2 separate regions of the Homo sapiens genome follow, and region 1 is linked to region 2. Evidence: read pairs that join two places in POLR2A ChIA-PET (ENCODE). Cell type or tissue: Panc1. All regions are shown on one strand. Links, peaks and the distances in the headings refer to the core of each region. The heading gives the core; the rest is flanking DNA. Region 1 holds the start of TXNDC12-AS1 (TXNDC12 antisense RNA 1). Region 2 has its middle 41 kb from the start of ZFYVE9.

Evidence for each region. Peaks named below come from ENCODE experiments on the same cell type or tissue, not always from the same donor. Only the 100,000 strongest peaks of a DNase experiment are listed, where the experiment ranks them.
Region 1: POLR2A ChIA-PET joins it to region 2 with 9 read pairs; 10 of 35 experiments call an interaction of 5 or more read pairs at or near these places.

The regions. Positions count from the first base shown.
Region 1 is chr1:52,036,913-52,053,083 of GRCh38, forward strand. TXNDC12 (thioredoxin domain containing 12) reads right to left here. Exons shown (of 7, transcript NM_015913.4): 2 at 4,625-4,685. TXNDC12-AS1 (TXNDC12 antisense RNA 1) reads left to right here and starts at 14,006. Exons shown (of 3, transcript NR_126385.1): 1 at 14,006-14,053; 2 at 14,872-14,937; 3 at 15,495-15,771. In Panc1, for the core only: no CTCF peak of the experiment used is centred there; no DNase peak of the experiment used is centred there.
Region 2 is chr1:52,099,442-52,103,441 of GRCh38, forward strand. No RefSeq gene overlaps it. Among named protein-coding and RNA genes, the nearest start is that of ZFYVE9, 41 kb to the right of the region's middle. In Panc1, for the core only: no CTCF peak of the experiment used is centred there; no DNase peak of the experiment used is centred there.

The DNA.
Region 1 (16,171 bases), core at 12,172-16,171, 50 kb before region 2:
GATTATCTGTCATAAACCCTGTGAAGTCTTGTGTACATCTGGACACAGTTTTATCCAGCAGGAATTTATTGTTTCAGGCTTGATGGTCTTCACAGCTATTTCTATAACGACAATGGCATCTTCAACGATATAATCCTCCTAAACTTTCATGATGTTCTCTTTATTGCAGTTCTCTTCCATAGCTTTGACAATCTGTTTTCTAGAGAGTACTGTGTGTAATGAACCTTAAAGGTCCTTATCACCCCCTGATGTAGTAGCTGATTTAAATATTGTGTTTGGAGGCAAATAGACCACCTTTTTTTTTTTTTTTTTTTTTTGAGACAGAATTTCACTCTTGTTGCCTAGGCTGGAATGCAATGGCACGATCTCAGCTCACTGCAACCTCCACCTCCCAGGTTCAAGCAATTCTCCTGCCTCAGCCTCCTGATTAGCTGGGATTACAGGCATGTGCCACCACGCCCGGCGAATTTTGTATTTTTAGTAGAGACTGGGTTTCTCCGTGTTGGTCAGGCTGGTCTGGAACTCCCAACTTCAGGTGATCCCCCGACCTCGGCCTCCCAAGTGCTGGGATTACAGGCATGAGCCACTGGGCCCAGCCGCAAATAGACTTTTTAATTTGCCTTTGGTGCTGAACTCATGGGGCTCTGGGTGGCCAGAGTATTGTCCAACATCAAAAGAACTTTAAAAGGTAGTCTCTTACTGGCAAGGTACTTCCTGACTTCAGGGACAAAGCATTGATGGAACCAATCCAGAAAAAGGGTTCTTGTTGTCTAAGCCTTCTTATTGCACAACCTAAACACTGGCAGCTGGTGTTTATCTTTGCTCTTCGAGGCTGGAGGTTAACAGCTTTATAGACAAGGGCAGTTCTGATGACAAACTTGACTCAAACTCCTGGGCTCTGGTAATCGTCCCACCTCTGCCTCCCAAAGTGCTGGGTTTTTTTGCACAAAAGAGTAGAGTTAGCCTGTCTCTTCTTGCCTTCAATGTTGGTACTTGCTTCTCTTCCTATTTTTTTTTTTCCTTTTTAAAAACTGAAATAGGGTCTTATTCTGTTGCCCAGGCTACAGTTCAGTGGTGCACTCATGGCTAACTGCAGCCTCAATCTTCCAGGCTCAAGCAATCCTCCCACCTCAGACTCCTGAGTAGCAGGAACAACAGGTGTGTGCCACCACACCCAGCTAATTTTTGTACTTTTTGTAGAGACAGAGTTTCCCATGTTGCCCAGGTTGGTCTTCCTTACTATTAATGTCCTTTGTGGCTTTTTTTTTCCAGAGTAGGGTACCTTAATCTGCATTAAACACCTGTTCAGGCAGATATCCTTTCTCTTCAATGATTTTCTTAACGGTGTCTGAGAATTCATCTGCTGCCTCTTGGTCAGCATAAGCTGCTTCTCCTGTATCTTGTTTTTTTTTTTTTTGAGACAGGGTCTCACTCTGTCACCCAGGCTGGAGTGCAGTGGGGGGATCTCGGCTCATGCAACCTCCGCCTCCCAGGCTCAAGCGATTCTCCTGCCTCAGCCTCCCAAGTAGCTGGGATTATAGGCATGGACCACTACCACCTAGCTAGTTTTTGTATTTTTTGTAGAGACGGGGTTTCACCATGTTGGCCAGGCTGGTCATAAACTCTTGACCTCAAATGATCCACCCGCCTTGGACTGCCAAAGTGCTGGGATTACGGGCAACACTGCGCCCAGCCTGTCTTGACATTTTTTAAGCCAAACCTCTTTCTAAAATCAGCAAACCATCATTTGTTGTCATTAAATACTCCAGCTTTAGATCCTTCACCTTCTTTTTGCTTTAAGTTGCCATATAATGACTTTGCTTTTTCTCAAATCATATTAGAGTCAATAGGTATGCCTTTTTATAGTACCCATGTAAAAGCTACATATTATGCACATAAAAAGGCATTTGGCAAAAAGTGCAAGGTTTTTGCACCTGTTGGCATAGCTACAGTGACAACTTCATGAATTTTCTTTTTTTTTTCTTTTTCTGTTTTTTTTTTTTTTTTACGCAATTGGTCCTTACGCTGGATTTATCTTTAAAAAAATTTTTTTTTGTAGAGACAGGGTCTTACTTTGTTGCCCAGGCTGGTCTCAATCTACTGGGCTCAATCAGTCCTCCTGCCTCAGACTCTCAAAATGGATTCATCTGGCCAGGCCAGAGCAAGACACCGTCTCAAAAAAAAAAAAAAAAAAAAGGGTTCATTTATCTTGAAACGACAAGCAACTACCTGTGTAGACCTCAGTCTACAGTACATATCAAGCAATTCAATTTTTTCTTGTAATGTCATGAGCATTCTCTGCTTCTTGGGAACACTTCCAGCATCACCAATGGCACCTTGTATGGGTTTCATGGTGTTATTCTAGGTTTATGATATTGTACTAAATACCAGGAAAAATATGCAAGAGTTGTAAGAGATTAATTTTTTTTTTTTTGAGACCAAGTCTCGCTCTGTCTCCCAGGCTGGAGTGCAATGGCGTGATCTTGGCTTACTGCAACTCCGTCTCCCAGGTTCAAGCGATTCTCCTGCCTCAGCCTCCCAAGTAGCTGGGATTACAGGCATGCGCCCACCATGCCCAGCTAAGTTTTTTGTATTTTTAGTAGAGACAGGGTTTCACCATGTTGGCTAGGCTGGTCTCGAACTCCTGACCTCAAGTGATCCACCCACCTCGGCCTCCTAAAGTGCTGGGATTACAGGTGTGAGCCACCGCGCCCAGCTGAGAAACTACGTTATACTGCGATACGCAATACACTGGAGAGACGTACTGCTCACTGAAGATGATTAATGTTGCACGGCATTTTAAGTGGATACTCACAATACTTGAGTTCACCTCCATAGCAACAGGAGGTGGCCACAAAATTATTAGTAATGTTATATACTACAGTTAATTTTTATGCAGTTATGATTTAATATGGCATCTTTACATTTGTTTACATTTCTCCCTTCTGCAAATGGCAGCATGTGTGGTCTATAGGTGTTTGTGTGCAGAAGTTTTTTATTTTTTTATTTTTATTTTTATTTTTTATTTTTGTTTTTTAAGACAGAGTCTCGCTTTGTCTCCCAGGCTGGAGTACAGTGGTGCAATCTCAGCGCACTGCAACCTCCACCTCCCGGGTTCAAGTGATTCTCTTGCTTCAGCCTCCCCTAGTAGCTGAGACTACAGGTGCACACCACCATGCCCAGGTAATTTTTGTATTTTTAGTAGAGACGGGGTTTTACCATGTTGGCCAGGGTGGTCTTGAACTCCCGACCTCAGGTAATCTGCCCGCCTCAGCCTCCCAAAGTGCTGAGATTACAAGCGTGAGCCACCATGCCTGGCCAGAAGCTTTTTAGACAGGGTCTCACTCTGTTTCCAGGCTGCAGTACAGTGGCATGGTCTTAGCTCACTGCAGCCTCAAACTCCCAGGCTCAATTGATCCTCCCACCTCAGCCCCCTCAAGTAACTGGTATTTTTTGTAGAGAAGGGGTTTCACCATGTTGCCCAGATTGGTCTCAACCTCCTGGGCTCAAGTGATCTGCCCGCCTCAACCTACCAAAGTGCTGGGATTACAGGCATGAGCCACCGCACCCAGCCAGTGTGCAGAAGTTTTGATAAATTTTAACTTGTAGATTTCTGTATGTTTTATGGTAGTAAATGATAATATAGACTAATACCTACATATATTTTTACACTTGTAACATACCAATTTTTTAAGTTTTTTGATATTTCTAGGCTATGCTGTTCATCTGCAAGTTTTTTGAAACTGCTTGAAATCTCCAAAACAGTTTCCAATGCATTTATTACTGAAAAAAATCCACATATAAGTGGACCTGTGCAGTTCAAACCCATGTTGTTTGGCCGGGCGTGGTGGCTCACATCTGTAATCCCAGCACTTTGGGAGGCCGAGGCAGGTGGATCGCCTGAGGTTGGGAGCTCAAGACCAGCCTGGCCAACATGGTGAAACCCCGTCTCTACTAAAAACTACAAAAATTAGCCGGCAATGGTGGCACATGCCTGTAATCTCAGCTACGTGGGAGGCTGAGGCTTGACAAGAATTGCTTGAACCTGGGAGGTGGAGGTTGCAATGAATGAAGATCGCACCACTGCACTCCCGCCTGGGTGACAAAGCAAGACTCTGTCTCAAAAAAGAAAAAAAAAGGCCGGGCGCGGTGGCTCACGCCTGTAATCCCAGCACTTTGGGAGGCCGAGGCGGGTGGATCATGAGATCAGGAGATTGAGACCATCCTGGCTAACACGGTGAAACCCCGTCTCTACTAAAAATACAAAAAAATTAGCCAGGCGTGGTGGCGGGTGCCTGTAGTCCCAGCTACTCGGGAGGCTGAGGCAGGAGAATGGCGTGAGCCCAGGAGGTGGAGCTTGCAGTGAGCCGAGATCGTGCCACTGCACTCCAGCCTGGGCGAGAGAGTGAGACTCCATCTCAAAAAGAAAAAAAAAAAAAGAAAAAAAACCCATGTTGTTCAAGGCTCAACTATAAATGTTAGCCATTATTATTGCTGTTGTTGTAATTAGGCAACTATTCAGTTCTTGCTCTGCCTTGGTATAGCCCTTCACCTGAAATTAACGTTAAGTTGATAGCTGAAAAGTGTTTTACCACCATAAATGACCTAAAACCATGTCTTGTACCTGGCAGCTGCTTCTTTCTTCCCATCTTCCAGTGTCCTCCAATGAATATGATCTCCAAAACCTGGAAGGAAAGAACTTTATAAGCATTCACATAATGAACAAAGGGCACAGTCCCAAGAAGGAAGTGTGCATGTTCACAAGATACCCACTAAGAAGGTTTTCTTCTGTCAAGAGCTTGGTGTTCAAGTCCCAGCTCCACCACCTTCTAGGTGTATGGGACCATACCTCAAGCCTCAGTTTTCATACCTGCAAAATGGAGACACCACCACCTAATTCACAGTTTCAAAGGAGGCTAAATTTAAAAATGACGTTAAATGCTTTGTAAACTATCACGGAATATGCTAATAATACTGTAAGAATGAACGAGAATTTCCCACAGAGTAAACATAAAGCAGGTCATAACAAATCATAACCAATTGAAGGTGATTCAGCAATACAGCTTTAGATTCAGAAAGACCTAGGTCCATGACTCCACTTCCTATTACGTGTGTGAATTCTTGTGAGTGAAGTAAGCTCTCCAAGTCCCAATTTCTTTCTTATTTTCCTCCTTCATCTGTAAAAGCAAGACAATAAGACCTACCTCCAAGTGTTAGTATAAGGATTAAATGAAGTAAGTATTTAAAGCTATTGTTATTATTATTCCCACAATTCACCCAGAGTAATCTTCCTATTTTATTTTTTGAAACTCTTGAACATGTTTTGTAGAATAGCACAGAATGGTCTTTCTAAATCATGTTACTCCAGGAAAAAAACAAAAAACAAAAACAAAAAAACTTTCAAAGGCTTTCCAATGCCCTAAAGATAAAGGTCCAACTCTTGCAGTAGGGTTTACAAAGCCTTTCAGAATATGGCACCTGCCCACCTCTCCAGCCTCACTTTCCACATTTTTCCTAAAATCTTATATATACACCCTATACTATACTTTCACTTTTTTTTTTTTTTTTGAGATAGAGTCTCTCTGTCACCCAGGCTAGAATAAAGTGGTATGATCTTGGCTCACTGCAACCTCCACCTCCCAGGTTCAAGCGATTCTTTTGCCTCAGCCTCCTGAGTAGCTGGAATTACAAGCGCCTGCCACCACGACTGGCTAATTTTTTTTTTTGGAGATGGAGTTTTGCTCTTGTTGCCCAGGCTGGAGTGCAATGGCATGATCTCGGCTCACCGCAACCTCCACCTCCTGGGTTCAAGCGATTCTCCTGCCTCAGTCTCCCAAGTAGCTGGGATTACAGGCATGTGCCACCAAGCCTGGCTAATTCTGTATTTTTTGTAAAGACAGGGTTTCTCCATATTGGTCAGGCTGGTCTTGAACTCCCGACCTCAGGTGATCTGCCCGCCTCAGCCTCCCAAACTGCTGGGATTACAGGCATGAGCCACTGTGCCCGGACTGTAATTTTTGTATTTTTAGTAGAGAGAGGGTTTCGCCATGTTGGCCAGCCTGGTCTCGAACTCCTGAGCTCAGGTGATCTGCCAGCCTCCTCAGCCTTCCAAAGTGCTGGGATTACAGGCATGAGCCACCGCACCCGGCCCTTTCACTTCTTTAAATGAGAGTAGCACGCACTCTCTCCCCTCCAGGCTTTCACAATCACTACTACCTGTGCAATTCCTTCCGTCCCTCACCTCCAACTCATTCTTCAGGTATAAGCCTAGAGGGCATTTCTTCTGGTATATCTTCCCTGACTCCCAAAGCACCCTATTCTTACCCCATCACAGCACTCCCCAGGCTGACTTGTAAATGTTTATGTGTCCATCTCTGGACCATATCTTTCTTATTCCTCTCTGTTTCCTTAGCATTTAGCAGTACACATGGCCACAGTAAGTGCTCCATAAAATATTTGTTGAGCAAATGAATCTTATTTAGATCATATCACAAAAAGAATTTTATATCCAAAAATTATTAGTGATCATAATGCTAGCTGCTGTTTACTGACCACCTTATATGTGCCTGACATACCACATGTGTTATCTCATTTAAATTTGGCCTTATTAATAACCCAGTTTTACTTAATCTCTGTATGCTTGTTTTCTCATCTTTAAAAGAGGCATAAAATAATTATATCTCATAAGGTTACTGAATATTAAATAAGAAATATATGCAAAAAACTTAGCATAGTGCTTAGCATATTATAAATGATCAGTAAGTAGTAGCTTTTGTTATTCTATACGATTGAGACTTCTGAGGCTCAGAGAAGTTACATCACCTGTACTGGTCACATAACTGCTAAATGGCCAAGCTGAGATTTAAATTGCAATCGTGTGCCATTCTGGTTTACTACACTCATCTTTCAGATTTTTCTTTCTCAGAAATAAATTCAAATCTAATTTTCATCAGTGCTACCACAGGGAAACAAAAGGTCATCCAGATGAGCACATGCAGGCAGTATCGAAACTAACCATCCTCACTTTTCATTCCCAACAGCATGGGATGCTGTCACTTGCCTAAGGCTCAAGATTTGACTCTGAAGAGTGAGTGATTGAGAATGAAATTGAGAGGATGCCCAGGAGAACTGCAAGGTGTCTAACATGATCACCATCACTCTATTGGTCAATATCTAAACTCAGGCAACTGAATCCTGCTTTGGCAAGATGCCCAACCAGACAGTCTGAAGGGATATACACCTACAAAACAATGAAATCCTAGATAAAATGGACTTTCAGAATGTGCTCACTAGACTCAGTAATGACAGAACCCTCCATAAACACAAAGCAAGCTAAAACCTATGAGCAACAAGCAAGTGAGGCTGCCCTGAACGCAAGCGTCCATTATGATGTGGCAAAATGGAGATGAATCTGAAACTCCCACATTAACACAACCCTCAAAAGAGACTAAAGTGATTCCACGTGAGTGGTACCCCCTGGTTTTCAGATGAATCAAATGCCAAAACTTTCTGGAGGAAAAGATTCTCCACTTTAGGCTTCCAGGATAGCCAATGAAGAAGAACAACCATTATGAGCTCACAATCATGGATCACCAAAAATGTGAGAAAAGAAGTCGCCACAAGAACACAAGCAACAAACAGATTTTGATCCCTGAGGAATTCAGATATTAGAATTATCAGCCACAAAATACAGAAATAGCTATGCATGAAATGTTTAAAGAAATAACACATGGAATCACAAAAACAGGCATGCAGCATGCAAAATAAATAGTCAAATCTGGCCAGGTGTGGTGGCTCATGTCTGTAATCCTAGCACTTTGGGAGGCCGACGTGGATGGATTGCCTGAGCTCAGGAGTTCGAGACCATCCTGGGCAACATGGTGAAACCCTGTCTCTACTACAATACAAAAAAGTTAGCCAGGTGCCGTGGTGCAAGCCAATAGTCCCAGCTACTTGGGAGGCTGAAGTAGGAGAATTGCTTGAACCTGGCAGGCAGAGTTTACAGTGAGTTGAGATCACGCCACCACACTCCAGCCTGGGTGACAGAGCAAGACTCTGTCTCAAAAAAAAAAAAAGAAAGTCAAATCTGTGAAGTCATCAAACAGAACTTCTAGAAATTAAAAATACAGTTTTGTTGAAATACAAAGTGAATGAATATGCAGTGATAAAAGGAAAGGAGTAATCAAGCCACGAAAAGACATTGAAGAACCTTAAACATATACTAAGTGGAAAGAGCAATTTGAAAAGGCTATATACTACATAATTCCAATTACATGACATTGGAAAAAGCAAAATTATGGAGATAGTAACAGATCAGTGGTTAACAGGGATTCTGGGGGAGAGAGATGAATAAGTGGAGCTCAGGATATTTTTGTAACAGTGAAACTATTCTATATGAAACTGTAATGGTGGATACATACTGTTAATGGCCTCAATTGTGTCCCCCACCCCACTCCAAAGTTCATATCTTAAAGTCTTTAAAGAGGTAGCTGAGGTAAAATGAGGTCATTGCGGTGGGCCCTTATCCTTATGAGAAGAGGAGATTAGGACACAGACAAACTTAAAGGGAAGATCATGTGAAGACATAGAAGACAGCCATCCACAAGAAGAAACCAACCCTACCAAGACCTTCATATTGGACTTCTAGCCTCCAGAACTGTAAGAAAATAAACTTCTATTGTTTAAGCCGGTTAGTCTGTGTATTTGTTATGGCAGTCCTAGCAAACGAATACATATGTTATTATACATTTGTCAAAACACATAGAATGTACAACACCAAGAATGAACCCGAATGTAAACTAGGGACTTTGGTTAATAATAATGTATCAATATTGGTTCGTCAATTGTAACAAACTATCTTTCAAAAGTAAGAGCAAAATAGACATTTTTAGATAAGCTGAGTGATTTTTCCATCCTTCCCTCACAGCCCTCAGAAAAAACAATCCTGCTGACACTGTGATTTTGGACTCCTAGCCTCCAGAACTGTGAGACAATAAATTTCTGTTAAGACACAGTTTGGGCTGTGGATGGTGGCTCATGCCTGTAATCCCAGCACTCTGGGAGGCCGAGGTGAGAGGATCATTTGAGCCCAGGAGTTTGAGACTAGCCTGGGCAACATAGTGAGACCCCATCTCTATAAAAAATAGAAAAATTAGCCAGGTGTGGTGGTGCATGCCTATAGTCCTAGCTACTTGGGAGGCAGGGGCAGGAGGATCGATTGAGCCTGTAGTGAGCTGTGATTGCCCCACTGCACTCCAGCCTGGGTGACAGAGCAAGATTCTGTCTCGAAAAAAAAAAAGACACAGTTTGTGGTACTTTCTTACTGTAGCCTTAGCAAACTAATACAGGGGAGCAAGGCAAAAGCAAGGAGACTAATAAAGGGGCTACTACAATAATCCAGGCAAGAGATGATAGTGGACTGGACCAGCTGGGGTGGTAGAGGGGTAAGATACCAATAGGTTCTGGATATATTTCAAAGGCAAAGTTAGCAGGATTTTGCTATGGATATGGGATATGAGAGCAAAAAGAGAAGTCAAGGATCACTCTAAGGTTTTTGGCCTGGACAAGTAGAAGGATGGAGCTGCCATTTACAGTGAGGATGAAAGCATGATTAGAGCATGACCAAGACAGTCCAAGGAGAAAAATTAGATCGAATACATACAACTCTTTCAAAAAATTTTTGACTGGGTGTCGTGGCTCACGCCTGTAATCCCAGCACTTTTGGAGGCCAAGGCAGGCAGATCACTTGAGGTCAGGAGTTCGAGACCAGCCTGGTCTAACCTAACATGGTGAAACCCCATCTCTACTAAAAATACAAAAATTAGGCCAGGCGCGGTGGCTCACGCCTGTAATCCCAGCACTTTGGGAGGCCAAGGCAGGCGGATCACGAGGTCAAGAGATCAAGACCATCCTGGCCAACATGGTGAAACCCCATCTCTACTAAAAAAAAAAAAAATATATATATATATATATATATATATATTAGCCGGGTATGGTGGCACACACCTGTAATTCCAGCTACTCAGGAAGCTGAAGCATGAGAATTGCTTGAACTTGGGAGGCGAAGGTTGCAGTAAGCCAAGATCATGCCACTGCACTCCAGCCTGGGTAACAGAGTGAGACTCTGTCTCTAAAAGAAAAGAATTTTGCTGTACCAGGGACAACTGAAAGCTGATAGAAATGATACAATAAAGATAGGAAAAAGGGGTAATACAACATTAGAAGGGAGAGTCACTGGTAAAATATTGGTGAGTCGGTGAGAGGAGACGGGATTTAGCACTCAAGTAGAGGGATTAGCCTTTGCTAGGAATAATGATGGTTTATCAGGTAACAACAGGAAAGGGAGCATGTATGAACACTAGTGGGTAAATGCAGTAGTGAAAATTTTTGAAAGGCCTCTTCCGATTCCTTCTGTCTTCTGGTAAAGAGGGACTATAATTACTAACTGAGAGCAAGGACTATGGAAGAAGTATTGGAGATTTGAAAAGACAGGAAGAAGTATGAAATAGTCCCCTAGGAGAGAATCAGAGAAAATAAAAAGGATAGCTAAAGGACATATTTCAGGTAGGAAATGATCCCAGAGGAAGGCCTAGATACAAAGAATAGTGAGCAAATAAACCAGCAAACATGTAGATAAATATGTAAATATTGTCTGTATAGCAATTTATAATGCCCGATTTGTAGAGTTAAAAAAGAAAGAGAGAGAGAACTAAGCCAGGCACAATGTGCACCTGTAGTCCCAGCTACTCTGGAGGTTGAGTCAGGAGGATTGCTTGAGCCCCGGAGTTTGAGGCCAGTCTGGGCAACAGGATGAGACTCTATCTCTAAAAAATAAATAACTAAGTTTCAAAAAAAAATTAAAATTAGAACTAAATATGAGACAACTCCTTATAAGTGAAGAGTGGGTGATTGAAATTAAATGTTCTAAAGTCCCTCTTACCACTGGGGGTATAATAGTGTTAGATTTTGTTAAGTATGCAAGTAAAATTTCAAGAGTTACTACTAAAAGAAAAGAACTAGAATGCCAACTTCCAAACTAATAAAGGAGATAAAATAAGAACAAGCAAATATTCAACCCCCAAAGAAAGGGCAAAAAGAAAAAAAAGCACAGAAAAAAACAGTAGAAACTGGATAACAGAAACAAGAGCTGTTCTGTCAATAATCACAACAAATATAAGTGGACTAAACTTGCCAATTAAAGTGAAAAGACAAAAATTGTCAGACTTGGTTTAAGAAAAAAGTACCTCTACGATGCTTATAAAAGCATACCTAGCCAGTTGTGGTGGCTCACACCTATAATCCCAGCATTTTGGGAGGCCAAGGCAGGAGGATCACTTGAGGCTAGAAGTTCGAGGCCAGTCTGGGCAACATAGAGAAACCTCACCTCTACAAAAAAATTTAAAAATTAGCTGGATGCAGTGGCATGTGCCTATAGTCCCAGCTACTCAGGAGGCTGATGTCAGAGGATTGCTTGAGGCCAGGAGTTCGAGGATACAGTGAGCTATGATGGCACCACTGCACTCTAGCTCGGGCAACAGAGGGTGACCCTGTTTCTTTTCTTTAAAAAAAAAAAAAAAAAAGCATGCCTAAAACAGAAGGACTTACAGAAGTCCAATGCCAAACAAGATAGAGTCAAGGAAGCTAGATTAATATAAGGTTAAATAAAATTTCTCAGCCAGGCACAGTGGCTCATGCCTGTAATCCCATTACTTTGGGAGGCTGAGGCAGGCAGATCACTTGAGTTCAGGAGTTCAAGACCAGCCTGGCCAACCCCATCTCTACCAAAAATTTAAAAATTAGCTGGGTGTGGTGGCGCACACCTATAATCCCAGCTATCTGGGAGGCTGAGGTGGGAGAATCGCTTAAACCCAGGAGGCAGGGGTTGCAGTGAGCCAAGATGGGGCCACTGCACTCCAGCCTGAGTGACAGAGTGAGACTCTGTCTCAAAAAAATAATAATTAATTAATTAATTAAAATAAATTCTCCATGTACCTAGGCCACTCAGAAGCTAGGTGTCAAACCTTACAATCACGTAAGGTTATTACTAATAGAGACCTAGAACAGCACTGTAAAGTAGAACTTACTGCAATGAGCTGTTCAATATGGTAGTCACTAGCCACATGTGGCTACAGAACAATTGAAATGTAGACAATCCAGCTGAGCTCAACTTTTACTTTTATTTAACTTTAATAAATTTAAAGAGTCACAACACTAGAGATTTAGTCTAACCCTCTTATTTTACTGAGGCCTAGAAAAGAAGTTATCCAACACTCCAAGGTAGACCACAACCAAAATTTAAGTCTCCTGACTCCTAATTAGCATTCTTTTCTAATACCCCAGTACTTCCCAAGCTGTTCTGCTGCAATATCCCTAGAGTAAGTCTAGAGGTATAACGTGAAAATAGTCCACTGTGGCTGGGCGTGGTGGCTCAAGCCTTTGGGAGGCTGAGGCGGGTGGATCACAAGGTCAGGAGTTTGAGACCAGCCTGATCAACACAGTGAAACCCCGTCTCTACTCTACAAAAATTAGCCAGGCATGGTGGCAGGTGCCTGTAATCCCAACTACTTGGGAGGCTGAGGCAAGAGAATCGCTTGAACCCAGGAGGGGAAGGTTGCAGTGAGCTGAGATTGCGTCACTGCACTCCAGCCTAGGCAACAGAGCAAGACTGTCTCAACAACAACAACAAAATAGTCTACTGCATGTACAAAATTTCCTTGAGAATTCATATTAAAATTTACATTGGAATTTTTTATAATAGTAATAATCACCACCACCACTTATTAAGCAATTGCATTTTTTTTTTTTTGGTAGAGATAGGATCTTGCTATGTTGCCCATGCTGGTTTTGAACTCCTGGCCTCAAGCAATCTGCCCGCCTTGGCCTCCCAAACTGCTAGGATTATAGGCGTGAGCCACTGCACCCAGCCTAAGTGCTTATTTTATGTAATAATTATATTATAGTAACAATATTAATGACTAACACATGAAATTTATTATGTGCCAGGTACTTAAATGCTTTTATATGTGTTAACTTATTTAATCTTCACAACAACTTTATGAGGTAGAAACTCTAATTATCCCTTTATAAATAAGGAAGCTGAACTGAAACAGCTTGCCCAAGGTTATGTTGCCACTAAGTGGCAGAGCTGGGACTAGAATCTAGGTGGTTGGGTTCCAGGGTCTGTAGTTAACAACCATTCACTACACTTTACTGTCTCTCTAGCAAACATTAAATGAACAAACGAATGCAGCTTCACCAAAGCAGAATGGGAACACCAACTTCAGATCTGGAAAACTTGGGCCTTTTGTTTCCCTCTCAAAAAGATGTTTAAAAGGTACAATGTTTACCTTGTTACTAAAAACATCCATTCCCCAGCACCACTAACACTCCCACCTGTGCCAACATGGAACATCTGAAGGCAGTCCAATTTCCTAAAGTGTCACCTGTATAGCCACTTAATTTATGCCAGTTATCTGCAAAGTAAAGTCTCCCACATCAGCAACTCTTACCCTATAACATTAATTTTTTAAAAAAGAAAAGCAACCATTTCTAAACACAGCATTCAATCAGAATTTTCAATCCCTTCATCCAAAAATTGTTTTAATGAATGTAAGCTAAAGACATCTGAAAAGTATTATCCACCCCCTCCTAGCTGATGAAACCTAAATAACAAAAGGTCAAGCATCAGAGCTGGCAGCCAAGCCTCTGAAACAGGGAACACTGTACCTGAGACATAGAACATAGTGGCTAAATACTGATTGTCTCAGTCAAACAGACCTGCATTAGAATTCTTGTTCAGCCACTTACCATTTTCATAAATGCAAACTATGGCTAACAAAAACATGTATCCCATAGGCTGTTGTGAATGTGAGTAGAACACTGTGTGGGAGGTAAACACACTTCATATGTGTTAGTGCCAAATTTTTATTCCAGAGACTTGACAAAGTTATCCATTTTTGTTTCAGGCAGAAGAGCACAAGAACCACTCCCAATGACAGCTTTCTAGTTTCTCCTTTAAACTTTAGAGGAGTTTCTGCACTGAGAGACTGGAATGGTATGCTGGTTAAGGGCACTGGCTCTGGGATTTGTATTCCAGCTAGTCCACTGGACTCCTTTGCCTCATTTGAGGTTTTTTCATCTGTTAAGTGGGAATAATGATAAAAACATTGTCCATCTCATAGGGTTATTATGAGGCTTAGTCAATACATGAAAAATGCACACAACAGCACCTGGAGGATAGTAAATGTACAGTAAATATTGGTCACTACTTCTCCCCATGGGTGATGTACTCCAAATTTTTAGTCCATGGAGAACAATGTAATTATTTTGGAACTCTATAGAACGTTAGAGCTGGAAGAGATCTTAGGAAGTACTTCTAGTACAACTTTCTCATTGATTAATTGGTTGTCACGTAGGACCAGAACTAAATGGCCTGATCAGGATTACAATCCAGGCCTCCTAATTTATTTATTTATTTTTTTTGAGACAGAGTATCACTCTGTTGCCCAGGCTGGAGTGCAGTGGCACTATCTTGGCTCACTGCAACCTCCGCCTCCCAGGTTCAAGCAATTCTCCTGCCTCAGCCTCCCGAGTAGCTAGGATTACAGGCGTGTGCCACCACGCCTGGCTAATTTTTGTATTTTTTTTAGTAGAGATGGGGTTTCGCCATGTTGGCCAGGCTGGTCTTGAACTCCTGACCTCAGGTGATTGACCTGCCTCAGCCTCCCAAAGTGCTGGGATAACAGGCATGAGCCACCGTGCCCAGCCTGGGCCTTCTAATTTCTATTTAGTGCTAAGTCCACATCACTGTGCTGCTTCTTCTTAATGAAAACAGTAGAGATCATTCAGTCTCTCCTCTCTGTAAACCACCAGGCCATCGTCCGGAAACATCTGGGAAGAAATCCATCTCATTAAGACTTTCAGCAACCATTGCCTCAGGTAGCACTTTTTTGGAAGGTAGGGTAAGTGGGGTATAATCTACTTCCCAAGAATCCATACCCAAGAGATACATAAAACAAAAGTTTGAAATAGTATTAATTCCTTTTAGGGATTATTATTATTATTTCCATGGGGGAAATAATACTGGTTAATGTTTATTAAATATTTTCTAAGTGTCCGACACAATATTAAGTGCCTTTTGTTTTTTGATTGAATCCTCCCAACCCAGCCCCACTGCCCTAAGCTGCCCTTCTATGTGCTCCTGCAGCTACCTGGTATTTCTCTGCTTAAAGCACATATCATGCTGCCATGTAACTGTCTGCTTACTTGTCTTGGTATCTTACCAGACTGCAAGCTGAAAAAGGACAGGAATCACAATTATCATGTTTATCATTCATTTCCTCTTTCAACAAATATTCCTGAGCATGAACAAGACAGAAATAGTCCTGGTTCACTGTGGCAGATATGCCCTTCTTACAATGTGACCTCAACATACCTCCCATTGGGGGTGAGGGTGGGGGTCCTAATATTCCATTCCCTTGAATCTGCCCCTACAGGGTACTGTGGAAGTGATGCTATGTGCCTTGTAAGGCTAGGTGACAAAAATGCCATGCATTTCCACCTTGTTCTCTTATGGCACGCACTCTTGGAATCCAGCCTCCCATAAAGCTACTGTGAGGAAACCCATAGGAGCCCATGCGGAAAGATCACATGGAGAGGTAACCAGCTTAGCCAAGGCCCCAGTCATCATAGAACAGGGACAAGCCTTTCCCAGTGTGCCTTGTTTGAATTCCTTACTCACACAATTGTGAGCATAATAAAATGATTTCTTCATGCCCACTAAATTTTGGAGTGATTTATTACACAACAATGGTAACTGGAACAACCACACAAAGCTTAATATCTAACAAGGAATAAAAATACAAAATACCTGATTCCAAGGTATTACCTACACCTAACACAGTAACTTGAACAGAGCAAATTATTTGTTGAGTGTCTGAGGTAGTTATGATGCCCATTTTGCAGATGAGGAACGGAGGCTTTGAGAGTTAAGAAACTTGCCCAAGGCTACTCAGCTAGTGAGTGGCAGAACAAATTAAAACTCAGATCTAGGCCTGGCGCAGTGGCTCCCGCCTATAATCCCAATACTTTGGGAGGCCAAGGAGGGAGGATTACCTGAGGTCAGGAGTTTGAGATCAGCCTGGCCAACATGGTGAAACTCCATCTCTACTAA
Region 2 (4,000 bases), core at 1-4,000:
TTAAGAAGCCTAGACAGCCATGTTTACAGAGCGTGACTCCACACCAGTAATAGATGCTCAGACCGAGGGCAAAACAGTGACCCAAGAACCAATCCATAGACTAACAGCTGAGCCAATCCATTTATTTCTAAGGATTCTGTACTAAGACTGAATCAGATGCTAATGGACCCTTGGACTGAACGATCCTGTAGGATGGAGCTAGAACACTCACACTGGGCCAGGTACAAGCAGTGGAAGCTATAAGAATGAAGCCGAAATAATAGACAACCCTAAAAAGAGAACAGTCTCAGAAAATGATTTCACAATTTCTGTCCTATGATGCCTGGCTGTCCTTTTTCTGTCCCTGGGTTGCTAACTTGTCAGTGAGATTTTTGTGTTCTTAAAAACACCTCCCTCTGCCACCATCATTCCGTTTAAGCCAGCTTGAGAGACTGTTCCTTGCCACCAAATGATCTTAGAGCAAGGGCATTTGAAGCCGGGCATGATGGCTCACACCTGTAATCCCAGCACTTTGGGAGGCCGAGGTGGGCAGATCACTTGATGGCAGGAGTTCGAGACCAGCCTGGCCAACATGGTGAAACCCCGTCTCTACTAAAAATACAAAAATTAGCCAGGCGTGGTGGCATGCGCCTGTAATTCCAGCTACTCTGGAGGCTGAGGCATGAGAATCACTTAAACTCAGGAGGCAGAGGTTAAGAAAAATTAAGAAAAAAAAATTAAAACTGTTAAATGGAAATGTCACAGGGACCATCCTTCTGGCATTCTTTTTTTTTTTTTTTTTTTGGAGACAGAGTCTCTCTCTGTTACCCAGGCTAGAGTGTAATGGTGTGACCGCGGTTCACTGCAGCTTCCGCCTCCCGGGTTCAAGCCATTCTCCTGCCTCAGCCTCCCTAATAGCTGGGACTCAGGCACACGCTGCCACACCTGGCTAATTTTTTGTATTTTTTAGTGGAGACGGGGTTTTATCATGTTGCCCAGGCTGGTCTCAAACTTCCTGAGCTCAGGCAATCCGCCTGCCTCGGCCTCCCAAAGTGCTAGGATTACAGGCGTGAGCCACCGCGCCTGGCCCATTCTTGCATTCTTTAAAGTTTTGAGGGAGGCACTAAACTCTGTCATTTCACTAGAATGTCATAGGTTTTTGATTTATTATATTGGCCATTATAAGGGAGCAGTTTCAGGAGCTTCCACTTGGCCTTTCTTACTACTACAGTAGTTCTTCATCTACAGTGAGGGTTCTGCAATTTCTAGGTACGCCTATTTCAAGTATACACTCATGAACAGGAGAGACAACTGGGTAGGTCCATGTACCTAGTGGAACCATTGTACAACAGACCTGGGTCAGGACTCTATTTATTTCCTCACCCACATGTACTCTTATTCCAATTGGTGGACCATGCTGATGCTTTAGGTCCCCAGATATCAGTGTTAACTTAGATCTAGTATCCAGCAACCCTTGAAAGATCTGGATATTTTCCTAACTCTTTAGTGTAAGGTTATCTGAATAAATGACCATAGGTCCCTTTGGGGAAGAACTGGAGGAATCACTACTATATATACTTGCTGTGGTTTAGCAGGGTCCCTCCTTATGGAGGCCTCTTCCCTCCTTCAGTTGATGGCTTCTAGGTCTGAAAACAGGCAAAGATTTTTGACTTTCCAGTGCAGCTGATTTCAGCTTTCTCCTCATTCTTTTTTTTTTTAAAAATTGTAATTTCTAAAATTGTATCAGTATGTTTAAAAGATATCTGTACTCCCATGTTTATTGCAGCACTATTTACAAGAGCCAAGATTTGGAAGAAACCTGTTTCCATCAACAGATGAATAGATGAAGAAAATGTGGCACATACACTCAATGGACCACTATTCAGCCATGAAGAAGAATGAGGTCCTGTTTTGCAATGACATGGATGGAACTGGAGGTCATTATGTTAAATGAAATAAGCCAGGCACTGAAAGACAAACCACATATTCTCACTTATTTGTGGGAGCTAAAAATTAAACTCATGGAGACAGAGAGTGGAATGATGGTTACCAGATGCTGGGAGGGTAGGGGGAAGTGAGGATGGTTAATCAGTACAAAAATATACTTAGGTAGAATGAATATTATCTAGTATTTGATAGCACAATAAAGTGGCTGCAGTCAACAATAATTTATTGTACATTTAAGAATAACTAAAAGAAGGCTGGGCTTGGCTCACGCCTGTAGTCCCAGCACTTTGGGAGGCCGAGGTGGATGGATCACCTGAGGTCAGGAGTTCGAGACCAGCCTGGCCAAAATGGCAAAACCCCCTCTCCACTAAAAATACAAAAACATACTAGCCAGGTATCGTGGTGCACGCCCATAGTCCCAGCTACTTGGGAGACTGAGGCAGGAGAATCACTTCAACCCGGGAGGTGGAGGCTTCAGTGAGCCAAGATTGTGCCACTGCACTCCAGTGCCTGGGCAACAGAGTGAGCCTGTGTCTCAAACATTCAAACAAACAGAAAAACTAAAAGAGTATAATTGGATTGTTTGTAACACAATGAAAGGATAAATGCTTGAGGTGATGGATACCCCACTTACCCTGATGTGATTATCACACATTGTAAACCTGTATCAAAATATCTCATGTACCCCACAAATGTATATACATCTACTATGTACCCACAAATTTTTTTTTTGAGGCAGGGTTCACTCTGTTGCCCAGGCTGGAGTGCAATGGCATGAACACGGCTCACCATAGCCTCAACCTCCTGGGCTCAAGCGATCCTCCTGCCTCAGCCCTCTATGTAGCTGAGACCACAGGCATGTGCCACCAAACCTGGCTACGTTTTTTATTTTTTGTAGAGACGAAGTCTGACTTTTTATTGCCCAGGTCCTGTGCTGAAACAATCCTCCCACCTTCCCAAAGTGCTGGATTACAGGAGTGAGCCATCACGCCCACCCCCTGCAATAATTAAAATTAAAAAAAAAATTTAATTGTGATAAGCATACAACATAAAATTTACAATCTCAACCATCTTTAAGAGTACATACAGTTCATGGTGTTAAGTATATTCACACTGTTGTGCAACAGATCCCCAGAACTTTTTCATTTTGCAAAACTGAAACTCTATACCCATTAAACAACTCACCATTTTCCCCTCCCCAAGGCCCTGGAAACCACCATTCTACTTTCTGTTTCTATGAATTTGACCACTTTAGATATCTCAAATAAGGGAAATCATACAGTATTTGTCTTTTTTTCTTCTCATACATTCTTGAAATCTTTTACTTATACAATGGGCATCCATCTGTCTTGTCCCTGAGAACATCATGTTTTTTAAGTCATCTGCAAAATCTCTCTTGGTCATGCCCTCCTGGCTACCCATTCTGACATTAAGTCCACCCTTTTTTCAATGGTTAAGTGCTGCCACTTGATCTCTGCTATTCTGAGATCTATCCCCATTGCTACTTGGGAGCCCATCTCCCACCATTAGTCCTGACTTAGAGGATAGTTGCTGTAATCTTCATGATGCTGGTACCTCCCCTAACTAGTGCATTCCTTGTTTCCTTGGTAAATGGCATGTCCTCAAGGCCCTTCCAAGGGTGGGCCTTGGAAATCAACTGGTGGATTACAGGTGTGAGCCATGGCGCCTGGCCTCTCTGAGTCTTTTGATTCCCTTTACCATAGTTTGCTGTGGCAGTTCTAGCATCTCTACTTTAATGTGAATGTAGGCTGTCCCTTTTCTCAGGCTTCAAAGATCCATTCCAGCAGTGTACAGAATCATCTCCTGGGGCACTTGTAGGGTTTTAAATCCTGTGTCACAGGAGAGTGCCCTGATATTGATGAACTCTTCCTATCCAACTTTAAATTTCACCATTTATCCACCCCTCAGGCATATTCTTCTGGTACTCGCCAGCACATGTAAACCAGATCCTACAGCCACTTTGGCATATATCTCTCCCTTTTCCCTTAGCATACCCTGCATTTACCTAGTTGTGCTATTTGATTTTACTTATGGGACTTGTGGCCAGGAGGAA